2 separate regions of the Homo sapiens genome follow, and region 1 is linked to region 2. Evidence: read pairs that join two places in POLR2A ChIA-PET (ENCODE). Cell type or tissue: PC-9. All regions are shown on one strand. Each heading gives the region's core, and the rest is flanking DNA. Links, peaks and the distances in the headings are about the cores only. Region 1 overlaps LOC101928277 (a long non-coding RNA gene). Region 2 overlaps MYB (MYB proto-oncogene, transcription factor).

Evidence for each region. Peaks named below come from ENCODE experiments on the same cell type or tissue, not always from the same donor. Only the 100,000 strongest peaks of a DNase experiment are listed, where the experiment ranks them.
Region 1: POLR2A ChIA-PET joins it to region 2 with 7 read pairs; 3 of 35 experiments call an interaction of 5 or more read pairs at or near these places.

The regions. Positions count from the first base shown.
Region 1 is chr6:134,809,536-134,820,732 of GRCh38, reverse strand. All of the region lies in intron 2 of LOC101928277 (a long non-coding RNA gene), which reads left to right. Among named protein-coding and RNA genes, the nearest start is that of ALDH8A1, 130 kb to the left of the region's middle. In PC-9, for the core only: no CTCF peak of the experiment used is centred there; DNase peaks (open chromatin) are centred at 6,462 and 7,402; H3K27ac peaks cover 1,732 bases.
Region 2 is chr6:135,188,808-135,200,004 of GRCh38, reverse strand. It overlaps MYB (MYB proto-oncogene, transcription factor), which reads right to left. Exons shown (of 16, transcript NM_001130173.2): 4 at 10,122-10,214; 5 at 9,658-9,878; 6 at 7,447-7,681; 7 at 6,087-6,167; 8 at 5,545-5,649; 9 at 4,003-4,257; 10 at 2,682-3,044; 11 at 955-1,097. It overlaps LOC105378011 (a long non-coding RNA gene), which reads left to right. Exons shown (of 3, transcript XR_001744368.2): 3 at 4,005-4,110. Among named protein-coding and RNA genes, the nearest start is that of MYB, 13 kb to the right of the region's middle. RefSeq lists a silencer at 7,920-8,214. In PC-9, for the core only: no CTCF peak of the experiment used is centred there; no DNase peak of the experiment used is centred there.

The DNA.
Region 1 (11,197 bases), core at 3,632-8,631, 380 kb after region 2:
TTGTGAGGTTACCTTCCTGGGCAAAGCAATGTTATCCAAGATTCACTCAGAAAGCCGCAAGAAGCATGCTGGAGCTAGGTGTCAAGAGGAGGTTTATGGCATGTCATTAATGGAAAGTCAGGTGGAAAAGAGCTAACACTTCTCAAGGTATCATCCTTCTGTGTCAAAGTCTCTGCCTCTACAGGACTGTAAGTATGTGGGTTGATAACAGCTTCTAGTGCCTTGAACATGTTACCAGTGGTTGAATGAACAAATGAGCAGAAGTTGGAGATACCCTCATTAGGACGTAGGATGTTCTGAGCCTTAGGTTATCTAAGACTAAGGAGTTTATGAGATGGACTATATCTGCAAAGTCCTGGAGGACTTTAAGAGGTGATAAAGGCTCAGTTGTGTGTAGTAGTAGGGATTTACATAAGAAAAATTTTGGATGGCAACTTAAACTAGGTCAGCATTTTTTAAGGGGGGGTAAGGACATGTGTATGTTAAGAAAAGTGGATGTAGTCTCAAATCTGGGTATGTCTAAGTGGGAATTAGTGCAAGTCGTCTCTGCAGGCATACTTAACCAAAATGAGAAATTAGGGAGCTAGGAGAGTTTAGGGTCTGAGGTGTAATCTTCAGCTGAGACACTGGGTGCCTGCCAGCAAGCTCAGTCATTAAGGGACTGAATTCAGGGTAGAAAGTCCAGCCATGGGTGCTGTGGACTCCAAGTTCAGAGCAGAGTAACCACTTTTATTGTGGTTACTAGACCAAGTTCAACATAAGTTCCAATGTCTCCTCTTTTCCCTTGGAACAATGCAGAAAGTCTATTTCCTTCTTGAGTTACTCTAAGGCTTGGTGTTTCTTATATTCATTTCTAGCTTCCTTTAGTCAAGCCAAATTGTTAATATGCTTGACCAAAAATGATGGAAAAATCAAGATAATAGTCAGAGTTGAGTAATTTCTAACATGAGTCAAAATATAAAAATTATTAGACTGCCCATGAACATAAAAACAGTAACATTACCAACATCAGTTCAAACACAGCATCACAAAATAGAAGTATATTTGTAAATTTTAGCAGCTGCGACTGAACTACATTTTCCATGTATTGATAAAGCAGCCTGGGCAAAAAAAGAAATTATGAGTCACAGGGATGTCTGTATCAGACTCAGAGTAGTACGTCAATTTCTAAAATTGATCTTGAATATATTTATGTCAGAGTCATCCCAAGATGCTTCTGATACGAGTCTTGTGCTAGAGAGTAACATGACTTTGGAGATGTCCTAACCAGGGTTATGAGAAACCCTCTTCTATTTGCCATGGTGATGGTTCAAAGCACAGTTCATCTGGTTCACAAAAAGCAGTTGATCCCTGGTTGGGTCAGAGAAGGGCTGGTGGAGGAGATGAAGAAAAATGAGGGGGGAGATTGTCTTGGGCAACTCTGCTGAGCAACTCCTTGAATTTGACCTGTGGTTCCACCCTTCTTAAATTTCTTCTGAGAAAAGAATACTGGCAGAATGTTGACAATTACTGAAGCCTGGTGGCAGGTGAAGGAGGTTCATTAGGCTATCTTTACTTTTGTTTAACAATTTCTATTATGAAAGTTAAAACATTTCTTCAAAGTAGTTGGTAGGATTTTTTTTTTTTTTTTTTTTTTTTTTTTTTTTTGAGATGGAGTCTCACTCTGTCGCCCAGGCTGGAGTACAGTGGTGCGATCTCGGCTCACTGCAACCTCTGCCTCCCGAGTTCAAGCAAATCTCTGCCTCAGCCTCCTGAGTAGCTGGGATTACAGGCGTGTGCCGCCATGCCTGGCTAATTTTTTGCATTTTTAGTAGAGACGGGGTTTCACCATCTTGGCCAGGCTGGTCTTGAACTCCTGACCTCGTGATCCACCCGCTTCAGCCTCCCAAAGTGCTGGGATTACAGATGTGAGCCACTGCACCTGGCCAGAATTATTTTTAAATGGGAAAACAATTTATGGGATTTCTGTATTCTTATTGCATTTCTTGATTAAAAAACAACTAAAAATTGAAATATAAATATATTGTTATATATGACTATTATTTTGCCTATTTTGCACACTTATATATGCCTATTATTTACACTTCTGGTATATAGGAGAGAGAAAGTGAGCAAATGGGTATTTTCCCTAATGAGACGATATATTTTTTCTTACCATGCTAGTGTTTATAGTCTGGAAAATTCTGTTAAGATATGGAAAGTGACAAGTAGAGCCCACTTTCCACTTTATGGGACAGGCTTAGGGAATGACTGTTCATTGAATCCACTCCCAAAACATAGACTTGCCTTTGATTATATTGGCCATCTTTTATGTTGAGGAACTCTAATGGGCATTTTTTTTTTTTTTTCTGGGGACGGAGTCTCGCTCTGTCGCCCAGGCTGGAGTGCTGCAATGATGTGATCTCAGCTTACTGCAACCCCTACATCCTGGGCTCAAGCGATTCTCCTGCCTCAGCCTCCCAAGTAGCTAGGATTACAGGCGCCTGCCACTATGCCCAGCTAATCTTTGTCTTTTTAGTAGAGACGAGGTTTCACCATATTGGCCAGGCTGGTCTCGACATCCTGACCTCAGGTGATCTGCCTGCCTCGGCCTCCCAAAGTACTGGGATTTCAGGCATGAGCCACCGCACCCAGCCAAATGAGCATTGATTCGGGCCCTGAGGTGTGCTCTGAAATATGTGGAGCAACTAGGTTTCCTGATAACTCACATTCACGTGGGGATGGCACTTGGTTTAGCCACATAGACGTCATCTTCATTTTAATAATTAGGCCTAGCTTGTAAGTTACAAATCACAGTGTGACATGTCTGGTTATATTTTTTAAAGACTTGTGTGAAAACTCATTAAACCTGGTGTGTGTGTGTGAGTGTGATGTGTGATGGATTTGATTGCATTCTATTTTGGTACAGGAACTATAAGTACTTGGGGAACCAAATTTGTTATATTTTATGAATATTAAGTAAAACATTAGACCCGTCTATTTATTAATTTAATACGTTCAGTGAGGAAATATTTATGAAGTGCTTTCATGAGTCAGGCACTGCGTTGGGTGCTGGGAATTCAGTAAAGACCAAAAGCCCTGTGGTCATTGTCCTCACGGGGCTCCCAGACTAGCATGGGAGCAAGCATGAATCTAAACAACCACACATGTGATCCATGTAATTATGCGTGCTACTAAGCGGTGTGACAAAGGTTAGGGTCCTTCACGCGTGTGTAATAAGGCGTCTGCACCCAGCGTGGGGCTCAGTGAAAGCATCCCTGAGGAGGTGGTATCTGATTTGCTATCTGAAGAGGAAGAAGAGCACCAGACTGAGGGAAATGCACTTGAGAAGACTCTGATTGCAGGGAGGACACTCGACAAGACCTGGTTTCAGGGAAAACACTGCACTTTGGAAGTCCTAGGAGGCTAGGGTAGCTGGAGAGGAAGGCGCGGAGGGAGACTGGTGCGCAGTGAAGCCAGAGAGGCAAATGCAAGCCGAATCCTGCAGGGCAACGTATCCCATGGAAAGAATTTGGTCTTCATCGGAAGAGCAATTGGAAAGTCTATTAAGGGTTCAACGCAGAGGGATAACATGATCTAATTTATACTTTTCAGGAAATCACTTTCACTGCAGTCTGGAAAATGGATTAAAGGAGGGCAGTAGAGGCTACAGCCCCTGGGGAGGGGGTGGTGATGAGTCAGCTGTGAGCCAGCCTCTTGGCCATGCACTGGGAATGTGCCAGGAGGTGAGCGGAATGTTCTCTTGTCCTCTTCAAAATCGTGAGCTGTGGAGAGCAGGACTAGTAAACAGATGATGATACAGTGTGATGAGCTTCATATTAAAAGTGAGTAAGACACATTATGTGAGCACAGTAGAGAAGGCAATTAATTTTGATTTGGAGGATCAGGGGAGGCTGCCTGAGGAGGTATCATCTGACCTAGGCCTTGAGGAATGAGTAAGAACCAAAAAAGAGATTCAAAATTATCCCAATGAAAGGAATAGCAAGAGTAAATTTCAAAGTAAGTTTGAAATGCCTTGAGCTTCAGGGAATGGTCAGTCATCTGATGTGGCTGCCTCACTGCCAGTCCACCCACCCTCCAGCCCAGATCACATGCTTCCAGATTATGGCCTCTAGTACCTTGACTTGAATAATTATTTTATCATATCAGGGCCAGGAATTCCTCAAACCCTCCAGCCTCTCACTGTGTCTCACTTCCTTTGTAACCTTAGTTGCCCAAATTAAATCCCATGAGTCATCATTAACATCATTTTCTGGTAAAGACCCTCAATGTCCTCACCCGTCTCTAACTTTATCTTAAAGACTCAATAACCCTCAACTCTGATTTGCTGCAGCCTGTCTACTCTGCCTTATGCTTGAGCAGCTGCCTTTGGTTGGACAAGGGGACATATCCATGTGCTCTGGTCTTATTTGGGACCACTAGATGCAAGGGAGCTCTCAGGGCAGCCAGGCCATCCTACAACACTTTCCTAGTCCATTCATTTCCCCATGCTCCTAAACCATTCTACACTTTCTACTCTCTCCTCAAAACACCAAGATCGGCACCCTCACTCTCAGATGACAGCTTAGCCTCTGAGGTCAATGAGAAAATAGAAGCAGCCGCAAGAGACTCCACACTGTCTCACACTGCATCTTTCCACAAGCCTGCATCTGAGCCCATAGACTCTACGTTCCCTCCCACTGCTACGCATGAGCTCTCCCTGCTCCTATCAAAAACCATCTTCTTTACCTGTGCATATTGTCTTTCCCCTCTTCAAGGACATGGCTCCAGTAGTCTTTTTCTGGTCCTTTCCTCCATCATTAATTTCCCCCTCTATGAAATTATTTCCATCAACCTGAAATATATTGCAATATCTCCTATCTTAAAAAAAAAATCAACTCTCTCTTGACCCCACATACCTAGAGACATCCTTGTTACCTTACTCCCAGTTATAGCAAAACTTCACTAAAGATGTGTCGTTGTCAGTTTTAGTTGAGCTTATTTCCATTCTTTCTTAAACCTATTCTAATCAGTTACTTCCCCAATCACTTCCCTGAAATTTTTCTTTTCACTAACCAAGACCTGTATGTTGTTAAATCCCACAGGAAATCCAATCTTCATTTTACTTACCTATTAACAATATTCGATATAATTGATCATTCTCCTTCCTTGAAACACTTTCTTTATTTCCGTCGGAGACCAAAATTCTCCGAATGTTTCTTCTTTTTCATGGGCTCCTCTTCCTCAGTCTCCTTTGCTCTATCCTCTTCTCACCAGCCTCCAAATGATAACAGAGGGTCTCAGGGCTTAGTCCCTGGACCTGTCCTTTCTGTATGTGTATTTATTTCTTAGATGATCTTACCTAGTCTCATAGATTTAAATATCATAATACACTGATTACTTCCTTTTCCCTGCTTTCTTTTCTAGCCTGGATCTCTTCACTGAACTCTAGGCTCAAAAATCTGTCTACCTGATGTTTCCATTTGGATCTCTGAAAGGTACCTCAAACTTAGAACTGCTTATCATTTACCTTCAAGCCTGTTCTTCACATTTTCCCACCCTCACATCTAATCCATCACCAAACCCTGTCATCTTCATACTCAATAAATGCCCCAAATCTGACCATTTTTGTCATCTCTATTGCCAACACCCTAGTCCAAGCCACTAGTTCCGCTTCCTGGATTATTATATCAGCTTCTTAACTACTTCCACTCTTGCATCTCCACCCCTGCACAGCATAGTCTCAACTCAATATCAACAGTAATCTTTTTTTTTTTTTTTTTTTTTTTTGAGACAGAGTCTCACTCTGTCTCCGGGCTGGAGTGCAGTGGAGCGATCTCAGCTCACTGCAACCTCCACTTCCTGGGTTCAAGTGATTCTTCTGCCACAGCCCTCCCAGGTAGCTGGGACTACAGGCACATGCCACCACGCCCGGCTAATTTTTTTTTTGCATTTTTAGTAGAGACAGGGTTTCACCATGTTGGCCAGGATGGTCTCGATCTGTTGACCTCGTGATCTGCCCCCATCGGCCTCCCAAAATGCTGGGATTACAGGCGTGAGCCACCGCGCCCAGCCTATCAACAGTAATCTTCTTATAAGGTAAATAGGAATATGTTGTCATTCTTCTGCTCAAAATCCCCCACCAACATTCCATCTCATTCAGAATAACATCCAGAGATCTTACGATGGCCTAGAAGGCACTGGGAGATGAGACACCTGTTTGCTCTCTGACCTCATCTCCTATAAGCCATCTCATTGTTCACTGCACTCCAGGCGTCCTGGCCTCTTTGATGTTCCTTAGACATAGCAGGCATGTTTCCTTCTCAGGACCCACAGGTTCACTGTTCCTTCTTTCTGCAAAGTTTTACCCAACAGTTTTCACTTGGCCTGCTTCCTCACTTCCTTCCAGTCTCTGCTCATGTCATTGGATCAGTGAGGTCTTCTTTGACCACTTTGTTTAGATTAGCAGCTCTCCCCACCCATCAGATTTGTCATTACTCATCTATGTGTTATTTTTCTCCATAGTGCCTATGGCTATGTGACATACTATATTAGTTAGGTTAGTGGTAGAACCTGTAAACATCAGCTCCAACATTTCTGCAGTTGAATACATTGTATGTATTTTAAATGCTAATGTTCCTAATTGGGGTTGGTTTTCCTTCCCCTGGGATTCAGACACTCAGATCCTTCCATCTTGAGGCTCTGCCTTCAGGGCTTCAGAGTCCTCTGTGTCTAGCAGAAACCAAGGAAAGAATAGTAAGTGGAGGAGGCACATCAAGCTCTTAAAAAAGCCTGTCCTGTAAGTGACACATATCACTTCTACTCACATTGCATTGGTAAGAATTTGTCATATGGACACAACTGGTTGCAGTGGAAGCTGGAAAATGCAGTCCCTGTCTGGGCTACTGCCTGCCAGGGACAACTCCACTCTGGAAATTTGGTGCACAGAAGGTCATCCCTGCCATACACACTATGCCTTTACTTGTCTAGTAACAGTGTTCCTTCATTAGAATGTAAGTTCTATGGAGAAGTGATCTGTTTCCATCCCTCTTATAACTCTAGGACATAGGACAGCTTCTAGTGCATAGTAGGTATCCAGTGATTATTTGCTTCAATTTTTATTTTTTTTAAAAGGTCCTAGTCTGGAAGGGGGGAAGAGTTATAGTAGTGTGGGAGCTGAGGCTAAAAAGATAGAGTCAGGTAGTGAAAGGTGTACGTACTTGCAGCCATCATGAATACGGGCTATCCTAATGCATAAATGTGCCCAGATCACAGGCAAATTGGACTAGAACCAAAACATTTGGCCACATTTTTTTTTCCATAAAACCATTTGGACAATAGTTACACAACAGGAATTTCTCTATTGCCATCCTGTGGCTTTGTAGATAAGCAGCAGTGGATCAACCAGGACCAAAAAATGTAATTCTGTTTGATTTAACTGCACTTGTATACACATGGCCTATGTTCCTCCATGGGAAAGTTTTACTATGTTCAGTGAACTGTGTGTTAAATCTGTGGCATAATTCCAAATTATTTCTCTGGCTTTTTCCTCTTCATGTTCTCCTAATTTAGGGTTGAGCTGTTATTAAACAAGTAAGTGTCAAGCATGAAATACTATCAATGCACTTTGGGTTCCAGTTGTATGTCTTAGTCCATTTAGTGTTGCTATAACAGAGTACTCAAACCCGGGTATTTTGTAAAGAAAAGAGGGCTGGGTGCAGTGGCTCAAGCCTGTAATCCCAGCACTTTGGGAGGCCAAAGCAGGTGGATCACGAGGTCAGGAGATCGAGACCATCCTGGCTAACACGGTGAAACCCCGTCTCTACTAAAAATACAAAAAATTAGCCGGGCATGGTGTTGGGTACCTGTAGTCCCAGCTACTCGGGAGGCTGAGGCAGAAGAATGGCGTGAACCCAGGAGGCGGAGCTTGCAGTGAGCCAAGATCACGCCACTGCACTCCAGCCTGGGCAACAGAGCAAGACTCCGTCTCAACAACAACAACAACAAAAAAAGGATTATTTGGTTCGTGTTTCTGCAGGCTAGGAAATTCAAGAAGCCTGGTGCTGGCATCTGCTGGGCTTCTGGTGAAGGCTTTTGTGCTTCATCATAACATGGTGGGAGGTCAAAGGAGAAGCAGATACCAGTGGAAAGGCAGAACCAGAGGGGCATCCTGGCTTTATAACAACCCTCTCTTGCAGGAACATCCCCATGAGAACTAATCCAGTCTTGTGAGACTGAGAACTCACTGGCTACCAAAAGAACAGCACCAAGCCATTCGTGAGGGATCTGCCCCCTTGATCCAAACACTTCCTACTAGGCCCCACCTCCCAACTTGCCACATTGGGGATCCAATTTCAACATGAGTTTGGGTAGAGACAAACTTAACCATAGTGTAGTGTAATGGAGATAACTTCAGACTTCAAGCCAAGCTCTCAGGCTCCAATACAACCTTCTCCAGTACAACCATTTGAGACCAAACACTGAATTGCATGGACTGTGTTTTTGATTTAGAAATACATGTTAGGTTCTTTTAAAATATAGCTTGGCTATTATATATCAAACTGAGAGAAGATACACATGTATATGTTGACATAATCTTTGTGTACTTGAAGATTTGTTGTTGTTGTTGTTGTTTTTGTTTTTGAGACAGGGACCCACTGTGTTGCCCAGACTGGAATGTCGTGGTGTGAACATAGCTCACTGCAGTCTCGACTTCCCAGGCTTAAGCAATCCTCCTGATTCAGCCTCCTGAGTAGCTGGGACCACAGGCAAACGCCAACACAACTGGCTAATTTTTAGATTTTTCTGTAGAGATGGGGTCTTGTCATGTTGCCTAGGCTGGGCTCAAGCAATCCTCTCGCGTTGACCACCCAAAGTGTGGGATTACAGGCGCCAACCACCATGCCTGGCCTGCAGGTATTTTTTGTTGGTCACATAGCTTATCATTCCATCATAAAAATCACCCATGAGATGTGTCCCCAAAACAGGTTATATAATGTCAATGATCAAAATATGCATAAAATGTTGGCTTTACAAAGCCTTTTATTAAACATTGGAAAGTATGCTTATTATTTGGAGAGAAATCAGTCCAAAGAACTTGTCAAGCAAAACAGTGGGCATGTGTTTGCAAGGAGGCCATACAGAGCTATCTGAGAGACAGACTTGGCAAATGCCTCACAAATCCCTCATGCTCTTACCCAGAAGTATTTTTGTTTGAAAGACCAAGACATGTTAGGGTCAATTTGCTAATTAAATAATTTGCATCTCTAGGCAACGTTCTTTTGGAAACATCTCTGTGACTTTGGGATCCATCATACGATGTTTACCATATAGTTGAGACGCAGCTACTTCTATACCTCAGATTAGGAGATGGGAACAAATAGGAAGCACCCTCATCTCAGATGCCTGGGAATTCCAGGACATAACATTGGAGTAGGTGGAATAAAGTTTTGATTCTGGTTTTTTATATTATACAACTCCCTTGATTACAATTGGAGACATACAAATGATGTATTTATACTAAACAGTAGGTAGAAAAAAGCTAAGGGTAGGATGTGTGAGGATTCTTTTCCATGTTTCTCTTTCTTTTGCTAGTATTTCTTTCTCCAGAACACCAAAAAAAAATTTGCATTGAGCAAGCTGTTTCTCTGAGTTAATTTACTGTAGAGCTGCTTGCAACTCCTAAGACCTATGACTATCACAATTGCCTTTCAGAAACCTGTTGATAAATGAACTTATTTGTTGATTTTTTTTCCTCTAACATAAATGGTAACTAGTAATCTGATCATCTATGGGGAGGTGTTTCCTATCTGTATCAATTTTCTGGGGTTGGTGTAACAAAGTACCATGAGCTGGGTTGTTTAAAGAATGGAAATATATTATCTCTCATTTCTGGAGGTTAGAAGTCTGAGCTCATGGTGTCGGCAGGTTTGGTTCCTTCTGAGGGCTGTGAGGAAGGATCTTTTCCATGTCTCTCCCCTAGTTTCTGGTGGTTTGCTAGTAATCTTGGCATTAATTGACTTGTAGACAGAGATCCACCCCATCTCTGTCTTCATCTTCACATGGTGTTCTCCCTGTGTGTATCTGTGTCTGAATCGCCTCTTTTTATAAGAACACCAGTCATATTTAGTTAGGGGCCCACCCTATTCCAGTATGATCTCATGGTAACTAAGTACATCTGCAACAACCCTACTTCCAAATAAGGTCACATTTTGAGATACTGGAGGCAAGGATGTCAACACATGAATTTTGTGGGGATACAATTCAGTCCCTAACAGTGTCCATCCAGTTCTCCCAGAGAAAGAAGAGGAGGGAGGGAAATCTAACAAGTGACGGAGGGAAATTTTAACAAGTGACATTTACATTCTCAGTGCTGTATATCTAAACCCAGTTTGTTTTTCCCTAGGTAGTTCATTTTCACTTAAGAAGGTGAAAGAGGACATTTCAAGTTTCCTTTCCCCATTGAACTTGGTTTCTACTTTCATCTAAGGAGGATAAAAAATATCTACCCCACATTCTGCCCAGCAGCAGGTGTATATCAAGTGGAAATGAAATAAAGGATGTCACAATACACTGAAAAAATATACTGCATTGGTAGTGTCGATTTTTCATCACTATTTTCAGAAGTGTCAATGGTTACCTAAGTGGTTGATTATGAAAATTGCCTTGGGAGCTCTGTATTTATAAAGACTCCTGGGCCCAACCCCAGAGATTCTGATTGAGCAGGTTTGAAATAGAGCCTAGGAAATCTCTTTTTAAGTGTTTTCCGATCATTCTGGTGATTAGCCAGGTTTGGAATTACTGGTCTTGGACAATTTCTTAAGAGTGAGCACTGTCAGTAATGTCTACTTAATTAGATTACTCACACGACACGAAAAAATATTGATGAGTGGTTTCAATAATGGCATCATCAATTGGTTTTAGAAAGGCAATATCCATTTTAGTGGGAAAGTTTCAGTTTGGGTGTTTCTGGATTTGAATCCTGATGTGATATATGGTGTATAATGCTTATATATTCATATAATAAATGTCAATTGGGGCAAGTAACTTCTCTGTTACTCACTTTCATTATCTGTAAAGTGAAGACAATAATGCCTACCTCGCAGGGCTGTTGAGAGAATTAAATTGGATAGTTTATGAAAAGTCACTGGAACTAAACAAGTCTTCATTAAAAGATCATTTTTTCCCTGACTCATCTAACACTTTGATTTATTTTGAG
Region 2 (11,197 bases), core at 2,036-7,035:
TTCCACTGAATACAATAAACTCTGTTCCGGATATGGAATTGGGGTGTGCTGATTAATCACGTTATTCGTTAAGAAAAAGAGAATATGCATATCACATATTTTCAAATATTTCAAAATATTATACCTCGAAGACTAAAAGCATTAAATGATTTAACATCTTTCCTTAATGGCTCTGAAGACACATGTAGTGCCTATGATCTGTATAAGACTATGAGCATCAAGAAGACCTGATGTCATTTACAAATCAGGTTTCCCTATTCATGAAAACAGAGCCCATACTACAAAACATGTTAAACTTTTAAAATTTACTTTTTGTACTTCGAAATAACAGTGCATTTCTTTTCAAGGTTTCTGATAATTCACACTTTCTCTACCATTTCTCTGAATTGATTAAGGCTTTATTGAATAAAAATGACTGCTTACTCATCCCTTGGCTTCTAATCATATAATATTCCTGGGGATGTCAGAAGAGGTCCTATCTACACATAAATTCAAAAAGAAAAAATAAGATTAAAAAATACAAACTAAAAATAAATAAATAATAAACAAATAAAATTAAATAAAAATACAAACTAGGTAAGAAACCATACTCGTTCTTATTCTGAAGCTTACAATTAGAGAGGAAAGGAGGTTGAAAATCTGGCTTTCATAAGAAGGCCTTATGGAGGGAACAAACAAACCGAATGGAAAAGTTTTATGAAAACTACTTGTGCATATATAGGAAATTTTGGAGTAAGTTACAAAAGGAATCTAGTTTATCTTCCCATCTTCTACCTGTAGGTAGTTGTAATATGCCCAGGACAGATATATTCAATGTGGGAATAGACATGATTATATATAAATGGTCAGTAAAATTATGCACATACAAGTGGATCAGACATCTGGGAACTATATTCCATTAATTAAATATAAGTAAATAAGATAAATCATTTTATTCCTGAACCAAAGACTTACACAGTATTTTCCTTTTGAGTTTTCACAGTCTGGTCTCTATGAAATGGTGTTGTAACAGTCAATTTGTGACCAATGAGGGGGGTGGAAGTTAAAGAAGGCATTTCCAAGTCTGAGTTTTCATGGTTACTGGAAGTGTTTAAGAACTAAATATGGAGAGAAAGAAAAAATACTTAGATTAGATGGTAATTCTTTATTCTCCCCAATTTAAAAATCACACCTAGATAACAAGAATGTTTTCCTGACCCACTATATTAAATAATAAAGATGCTAACAAGCATGTTATATTGACTAGGGTATTGTTTTATTTCAATTGAGCACCCAGGATTTGGGTGTGGTTTCCAAGAAATAAAATTTAGGGTCATTGCTGAAAAACTTGCAAAACTGTGAGAAAATACTCTCAATAAATGACACTTGTCATTAAAGAGAATGAGATGTGTTCTTTATTAACATTTAAAAGGCTTTAGTGATTTTGGGGAAAATAATAGTTAATAATTAATAGTTTCCTTTCATACTTTGTTTTTTCTCTTTAATAATCTATGAACCAAAATTAGTATTACAGAAGGTTTACATTATATGGAAAATTCTTGAATAATAAACTGTGTCTCTCAGAACACTAAAGTTCTGGGAAAAAACTAGGTGTTCCTTAAACAATTCCAAGGTAAAATAAATTTGGGAAACACAACATATCATAATCTCCTCCTGGAAATTCACAAGGCACAACGGCATATTAATAACTCTGAGAAGGCCTGCAGTTAAAAAAAAGAAAGTTTTTAAAGAAATGGGATCTCGCTATGTTCACCAGGCTGAACTTGAACTCCTGTGCTTAAGCAATCCTCTTGCCTTAGCTTCCCCAGTAGCTAGGACTACAGGCCCATGCCACTATGCCCAGCTAAGAAACCTACTTGTAACTTTGTTTGATTCAGTGTTTCCCAAATGTATATACCTATATCATACCTAAATCTGTTCTTAAAACAAATTCAACAGATACAATTGGAAAAATGTTTTAAAGTGCCAAATTATCTATTAATTTAATTATTTAAATAATTTAGGAACACAAATCTCTGATAAGAATTGTGATTTTCATGCCTTAAAAAAGCTGTATGAAATAAAAATATTCCTTGGCAAAAACTGCACTAGTAAAATAGTATGGCACAACTCAAAAGAGCCAATGTTGAGAAACTGAAATTAAAAATATGTTCTTTTCCTTAAGCATTTGTTTCTCATCCTCTTCCCAAACTCTTCCATTTAAAGATGAATTGGAACCTTTAAATTTTCTAGCTTTAAATTTTCTAGTTGCAACCCAAATGTTATATAAACACAATTTGGTTCCCTCCTCCCCTGGGTCAGTGAATCGCATAAGAATAAATGAACAACGAGGAAGAAATGATGTTAACAATTTTAAAGGGAGGGATCAGATGGGAGAAAAAGAAAGGGACAGAAATGTTAAACTCTAGTGTTGAAGGAAATAAAAGTACGTTTCATGCAACTATCTTTCAAAACCACCCAAAAGTAAAAGAGAGAGAATGATGCCAAAATCAACAGTTAGCCTGCAGACAGCCTAAACTTTGGGAGGCAGTATAACTTAGCAACAGCTAGATTCAACGACAGAATGAAATCAGCAAAGGCAGCAGTAATTAGTCATTTGTTCCGAAGTATTAGTTTCTAGATTATTAAGGCTCAGGTGTCTGTTGAAAATGAGTAACAGCTGTGCAGAAATTGTGTTCTACCTGCGAGGGAGAGAAGGGTAGGCTTTTGACAGGGGAACGCTTGGGAGTTGAACTGCTGACGTCAGCAAATATGAAGGAGCTACAGTCTCCAGTGGCTAAGGGGCTGGCCTGGCCCCGTTTTTTTCGAAGGATGACCAGTGGAATTGTGCTGTGCCTTGCAGGAGGTAAGACCTTGGGTGGGTCAAGTGAACTCTCACTCAACATACGTTTGTTCACCCTTGGGCTAGGTTCTCCTGCAGGTTTAGTCCCATTGCCCTCTCTTTGCTGAAGCTGTAGGGCTTTGCCTGTGTGATGTTGGCTAGGTGAAAAATCTGCTTCTTCAAAGAATTCAAAACTGCTGAGATCACACCATGATGAAGAATCCTGAAACAATGTGGGAGGCACAGAACTTTGAGATAGTGTGTGCCATCATCACCTGAAACAGCACTGAGAGAGAGATGCTCAACGCAAAGCAAACACTAGGCCCGTTGGTTTGGCTTCTTGAGCAACAGCTTCAAGATGAGCAGTTGCTCTATTATACTGCAGTAGAGCAGGGTCTAGTGGGCTGCCTCAAGGCTGGCCCTCTGATGTGCTGCAGGGACCTCCCGACACTCTACATCTGCATGCAATGGAAAGCAAAATGAAGACCTTTTCTAGATGGCATATTACGGCAATGGTCATCTCCTAACCAATGAGTGTGCAATAAATGATTTTTAATCAACTGGGAAAGGAACCAAGTGTTCGCTGAGGAGGTGCTGAATACAAATTTGTTTCACGAAAGATGATTCATCTCAGTGAAGCAATGGGACCAGTAATCAATAATCACCATTTTGTGGAAAGAGCCAGGTATGACCAAGGAGCTGATTATTACTTCAAATACACTAAAAGATTGCTTTCAGCTCTGAGTAAGCCAAATCATTAATGTGCTGTTCAAAAGCAAGACAAAATTCTAGAGAAGCACCATGAAGTAAGCAAAGAAAAAAAAAAGTTAAAAGTAACTCAAACACCATTCCGTTCCCATAATCCAAGCTCTGCTTTATAAGTCATCAATCTGACTATTTTTAAAAATATGACTTTTGAAGGAAAAGTGTGAAAATGTGAAAAAAAACTCTTCCTTCAAAAGTCCTATTTTGTAAGTATTTATAAATACTTTTGTCTCTCTCGGTAGGCTATGAAATCAGATCTTTGAAAAAACATATTCATGAAGATGAAAATCATACTTCTACCTTTACATTAATATATGCTAATAACAGCTTGGCTATAGAAAATGGCAATGATTTAAGAAATGGGTTTTCTAATTTATCTTCCAGAATCGTTAACTTCCCTTCACAATTCTACTTACAGAATCTATAAATTGGAGTGTTTCTGCAAATTCTAAGAGGTTCTTAACATTATCCAGAATGGTGCCCTGGTGGACGATCATGCACCTTGCTGGCGAGGCGCTTTCTTCAGGTAGGGAGCCAGGATCCGCTGGCAGAGATGGAGTGGAGTGGTGTTCTCCCAAACAGGAAACAGGTGCACTGTCTCCATGAGGTCTGGTGTGGTCGGCAATGGTGGTGCTGTGCCACCCGGGGTAGCTGCATGTGTGGTTCTGTGTCTAAGGAAGGGGGAAGGGTGTAGAAATAAAGAGAGGACAGAAGAAAGGGAGAAGGAACTTAGCAATGAAGTTGCACAAGGTATCAGATGCTGTTGGAGGAAAGATAAGAGTAGTTGCATCATCCCAAACTTACGCCTATGAAACAGTTGTCAAGATGTTTCCTTTTATCAATGCAAGACCCTGTTTTTAATAGTGCTAGAGGTTGTACCTATATGATTACCTTGTTATCATTTTGTAAAAATGTCAAATCATAGGTCTATATTTCGAAGTATAATTATCATATTGTCTTAAAATTCCACTTTAATATAATTTGCCAAAGGTCCATAAATGCTTGCTGTGAGTGAAGAACTGAAGAACTGTCCTATTTGCATTCTAACCACAAAAAAGCTAGAGGACTCAGGAGTTAGAGTTGCTTTGATCTACACATATTCTTGTTGCTTCTATCCCTTTCTAATGCTACAGATTGCACTGATGCAGTGAAGCACTGCCAAATCAACGTGGTTAGGAAAGCAGAAGAGCAAATTAACAGAAGTCTCCTTACAGTATGACCACACAACAGGAGAAATTGCAAAACATTAACTAAAGTTAAAAAGTGGTCGAACTAGCATGTGCACATAAACATCTTATTATTTAACAAAAAATAAATTTACCCCTAGGAATACCTACTGGGCATCACTTCTCTTTTATTGTCTTTGTTGGTTAACTATGTATGTTGCAAAGCACAAGGAGCCATCCCAGTTGGCTGCCCAGTCGCTAAAGATGTCAGAATTCAGTAATGGCCCACATAACTTTCACACATGCAAATAAAAGAGAGCAGCTAATGTTATTTATGAAGAGGTTTTATATATAACCTTTTACATGTATATACTGAACATGCATCAAATCATGTCTGAAATTATAAAATATGAAAATATAGGTTAACAAAATAATAGAAAAAAACCAAAATGGTACCATATAGATACATAGCTCTGTAGAAAATGCAGATTTTCATTCATTTTATCTTTGCTAGTCTTTAAACTGATTATAGTCCTTCTGAAGAAAAAAATTGATGATAACAATCATAAGTGGATATTGCATTTTTATTGCAATTACAAAAAGACTGCTTCCAATTTAATCAGCATATAATCTGATACCAACTACATTTTACTACAAGCAACTTCTTGTGTTGAGACATTCTGAATGGATATATGGAGCCTTGCTAAGTGTAATATTTAGAAGAGAAGAGCGCTTAGGTAAACTGAGGCAAAGCTGCTATCCCCTCATTCAAGCACATGATGACAGTCTTACTGGTAGCACCTGCTGTCCTTTTAGCTCATTCTCGGTTGACATTAGGAGCAATTCTAATTCCTTTATTCGCTTTTCCTTCTCAGGGTCTTCATCATTATAGTGTCTCTGAAATTACAAAGTAAGGGAAATAAAGACAAAGGTCTGATTGGAAGCTGCAAATACAATGGGTGTAGCCAATATGGTCATGAGGTGCCGCACAGCCCAAAGAGCCTCACTGTGACAACACCACCAACCAAATTTGGCTCCTGCAGAAATCTTTGTGAATGTTATTTCAGACTTAAGGGAGTGATGTGAAATCTCAGGCTAGAGTGGATGCTGACTGATGAGTTATTTCACCTTGCAACATCAAAGAATCAGAAAATTCCAGAGCAAACTCATTCTAGAAGACAAGATTAATAGATTGCTGGCCAAGACTCTGCTCTCCTCTCCATGTTCCCTTTCCTTTTTACTTTAGTTGCTCAGGTAAAAATATGTGTTTAGATGAAAGAAATAAGCATTTCTTAAAAGTGGTGCTTTGAACAGTGAATGATCAATGATCTTACCTGAATGGCTGCGGCAGCTGGCTGAGGGACATTGACTATATTTACATGTAACGCTACAGGGTATGGAACATGACTGGAGACCTAGATGCAAAAGACAAAACAAAGGCCACGTCATTCAGGGCTACATATGCTTCAGGGGACTTGGCTTCCTGAGGTTTCGTTCTGGGACTGAGAGAAAAAAAACACTTTACTGATAAAATACACTAAACAAATTTTTAAAACCTTTTAATGTGAAATTTAGCCAGGCCTTTAAAATGGCTAAACAGCTAAAGGAACATGGTGAAAAATCCTTGGGAGGTGTTGATGAGCACTTTAAATTTTGGGAAGTGTTCCTTAATTAGAGAAAAACACAATGAAAAAAACAATAAAAAATATATTATAAAATACATTAATGAATGTTTCAAAATTGTTTCTATGGGAAAAATTGATGGCACCAGCTGTTTGTAAATAAAAATATTTTTCTTGGAATAATTTTGAGTTTTAATAAAAAGCACAGGAATTCTTATGATAATTTATTCATCTGAGACCTTTCTGTAAAGTTTGTAGTCAAATCCATGGACAGAGAAGAATAAAAACTATTTATGAACATGTTTTGCATATAATTTGCATATGAGCTCTCTATTCTTGGGTAAGTTTTATCATTTAATATTGTTATTCTTAAGATTAAAGTTTCTCGATTTTTTTCCTCTTTCTTCTTCTTTTTCCACCTATTATGGATTATCACTTTCCCTAAATATAAATATCTAGAAATAAGGAAGGGATCACACTGATCCAACGGAGACTAAAAGGAGACATCAGAAAATGAATGTCACAAAGTTCTGCTCCTGACTCAGAGTAAGAAGGTAAACACTTACTGAGTGAATAAATTAAGACATGTCTGCCTGATCACTGCCAGAATGAAACATACCATAACCACTGAATTTCAGTGTCAAACTCTCTCCTCTTTAAACATAATACTACCTTCCCTTTTCGTTTTGGAAGAGAAAAACATTACATCTACAAATGCGACTCCATTCCCCTATTCTTCAATAGTACCTTAAGTAAATTTACATTCAAAGGTTGCCTTCAAATTAGATTTGAAGCAGCAATTTAGAATCGGACAGCTCGTTTTCTAGTCAGCACTATCTCTATGAGCTGTGTCACCCTGGGCAAAGCGCTTACCATCCTCGTTTCTGGAGACATAAACCAGGGGTAACACACCATACCTACACCCTATCTACTTCAAAGGGCATAGGTGAAGACTGGCCATGATCATGCTCAGGAAAGTTCTCTGAAAAGTATACAACTGCAAAGTATGATTATTACCTGGAGCTAAACTAACCGTCTCTCTCATTAAACTAGATTCACAGGAATGGCTTACATTTTGTGCTTCAGAAATGTGGTAATAGGAATAGTCGTTGTTAACAGTGGGCTGGCCAGTGGCAGGGAGTTGAGCTGTAGGCGGAGCCTGAGCAAAACCCATCAAATGACTGTTCTTCTGGAAGCTTGTGGCCACTGCTGGCTGGCTGGCTTTTGAAGACTCCTGCAGATAACCTTCCTGTTCGACCTTCCGACGCATTGTAGAATTCCAGTGGTTCTTGATAGCATTATCAGTTCTGCACAGAAATATATCACACAAATTTCACAAACAAAAATTTCAATTCAGATTAAAGTGAATTGACAGAAAACTGTTTCTAACAGAGACCTTTCCCTTGGGCCTATTAGTTGTTTTCTCTTTTTAATTGTTTCCTTCTTCTCCACCCTCTGAGATCAGGCTTTCTCTATTGCCTAGTTAGATTTCTCTTAGTTACACAATCTGGAATGCATGTCGTTTTCTAGAAATATCAGTATCTTTTAACCATTCCATTTCCTTGGTAAAGGAGTATTTTCAATACGATAACGCTTCATGTTTATTCTGACCGGTCGCGGTACAAGACTCCAACACAATGTAAAGTTCCAGCTGCCTTGGGGAAATTACTCCTTTGAATGTGGCACAGCAGGGCCTACACACCACGAGAGGGACATGGTGAAGTCTGGTGGATGATAAGATGCTGCTGATGAAGAATACTTCACTCTTTATCTCTCAAAGCACTAGTGAGAACTTCTGAGACCAAAAAACCTCCTACTCTTTGAAAGCCACCCCAATTGTTTTCTGAATCAGACAGAGACGAGAGTGGAAAATGGGATCCCAAAGGGAAAGATCCTAACCCCCAGTATATTTTCAAAAGGCAACGCATTTTTACTAAAGTCTTTCCATTCTCAGGAAAACAGTTTCTCAATTCAAAAAAACCGTTTAAGTCTCCCTTTTTCTATTTCAATGGGGGTGGGGGAATGTATGCTAAAGAAAGAGGAAGTTCAATAGCCCTGTTAATTTTGAGAAGAATCAGCAGTGTATCCTCTCAGGCCATATGGGAGGAAAGGCCTTTTTTTACCAACCTCTTAAAATTTCTAAGTTTATACTGAACCACAAGGGTGCAAATGCTTTGGAGCATCACTAGAGAATACTATATAAACTTTCTCCTGGATTATGAAGCTCAAGAATAAAACTATTTTTAATATTTTTGATCTACATCATTTTAATGCAAGATTTATCATTAAAAGTATTGCTTTCCAAAGGAACAAAATCTGTTATATACTACTTAAGTGGGAAAAATGGGACAAAATGAGCTTCCATAGTTATCCCTCATAATGAGGTCATTTTCTTGCCTTGTTCATTAAAAAGAAAGCATTATTACCCTGACATTATTTAAAAACCTGGAAGTAGTATGAGAATTCAAGAAATACATTATTTCTTTAATCAATGAAGTAAAAAATTAAGCAAAGTGGTATAATGAAATGAATACTGGTGGCCAGGTATGGTGGCCCATGCCTATAATCCCAGCACTTTGGGAGGTGAAAGGATTGTTTGAGGCCAGGAGTTTGATACCAGCCTGGGTAACATAGCAGGATTCCATCTCTACAAAAAATATTTTAAAATCAGCTGGGTGTAGTGGGGTGCACCTGTAGTCCTAGCTACTCAAGAAGCTGAGGTGGGAGGATCCCTTGAGCCCAGGAGTTCAAGGATGTATTGAGCTATGATCATGCCACTGCACTCTGTCACTCATGTGTGACAGAACAAGCCTCTGTCTCTAAAAAATAATAATTAAAAAAAATAAAAGAAATGAATGATGGTTATCAGGAAAATGGTAGCTGAGTTCCTTTGAGTAACTTAACCAGCTACGTGAACTGCCAGAGACAAACTGTCTTCAGTTTCTTTCTATGCATTTAGAGTTTTATAGTTTACCAAGTCCTTTGACATTCATTTTACTTGATCCTAACACTGGCCCTGTATGATTCATTTTGGAAATGGGGAAATTGAGGCTGGGGAAAGCTAAATGTCTTCACCCAGGGCTCACTGTCAGGTGGATCCTGGAAGTTCTCAACCAAATAAACTCTAAGATGTCTTCAATCTCTAAAAGCTATGTAGCTGGTTTATCTAATAAAACACTTACGACTGATGAAATATAATTTACTCACCATACATTTAAAGCAGAATGTTCAATACCCACTCCCTCATTCTTCCCGATCAATATATTTTTTGACATATTATTACCGTCCAGGCAGTAGCTTTGCGATTTCTGCCCATCTGTTCCCCAGTCTCTTGTGTGCCTGGTAAATAATTCTGTCTTCCTCTTCTGTCCAGGAGGTTTTCTTAACTTCTGGATTCAAGTGGTTATGCCACCTCTCCCTACATTGTTTTCCAATTCTCCCCTTTAAGTGCTTGGCAATAACAGACCAACGTTTCGGACCGTATTTCTGTACAAGCTCTATCACCTTCAGATAAACACACAAAAATAACCTATGTTTTAAAGTTATGTAATGAGTCAGTATAATCATTCTTCAGTGTTACAAGATCTTTAGAAAATTTCCAAAATTTGCTTTCATTCACTGGAAATATGGGAATAGAGTCCTCTACTTCCTGTTTGCCCATTTTACCTGCTTCCTCAAATAGGAAAATATTAGCATTTTGGGAATATTCTTAATTATGAGTCACACACCAATGAAGAAAGAACTTACTCTCTGATCTTCTTCTTTGGTCCAAGGACCCTTGATGAGCTCAGGGTTTAGTACTTTCTGCCATCGGTGCTGGCACTGCACATCTGTTCGATTCTAGACAAATAAAGTATGCACCACCATAAAGATATGATGTGATAAGCACGTGAATTTTTTGTTGTAATAGGAATCACACATAGACCATATGCAGTGAAAATATTTAAGAACATTTTAGAGCATGTTTAGAGCCCATCTATCCCTCATTACTTACAGGCTACAGAACATGCAAGTAATATATCAAAGTTGCATCTAAAATTAGACACTCTGCCTCCTGAGGGAAACATTCCTGCCACATGATCTAAAGGACCATCATACTACACATGTGCCTGCCAAGTTAACCTTAACCTCAGATACTTTTGCAGAGTATCTACATAGCCTGAGGCTTGATAGAGATTCTATGTTGTCAGGCTTTCATGGAAACCACCCTAAAAGACTAAAGTTTGCTTCCCATTCAGACAAGAGATGTGCTTCAATCCAGGACCAAAGTATTTATATTGCAGAAAGAAAAAAGATGCATAAAAGATAGGTCCTATGTTACAGGAGTTTGTAAACTTATAAGAAGGAAAAGACAAGTAGATGACTGACTATCACAGATGCTGAATTTGATTCACTTGGAAGAAAAGACCAAAGCAAAATGATACTGAAGTGAGGAGAGAAGCATCTTCTTAGGAGGAGAAATGGTTTCCTTGGGAGGAGTCTTGAAGAGCTCTTCATAAGGACTTTGAAGGATGGACAGAACTTTAATTGGTGACATAAAGGGAGAATATTCTAGGAGGTGGGAAGACCAGGAGCAAAAGCCCAGAGGAGGTAAAGCAGAAATAAATTCAAGCAAACCTGCTTAGAGAGAGGAAGCAGGAAACAGAACTGGAGCTGTAAGTTGGGGCAATAGAGGAGGGCCTCTGTGTGCCAAGTCAAGGCAGTTTACTTAATTTGTGAGATTCTGTCACTGTGGTTGGTTTTGAAAAGATAAGGTACAGCTGCATTTTAGGAAGTTCCACCTGCCAATGGTGTTTGGGATGAATGGAAAAGTAGAAGACTGG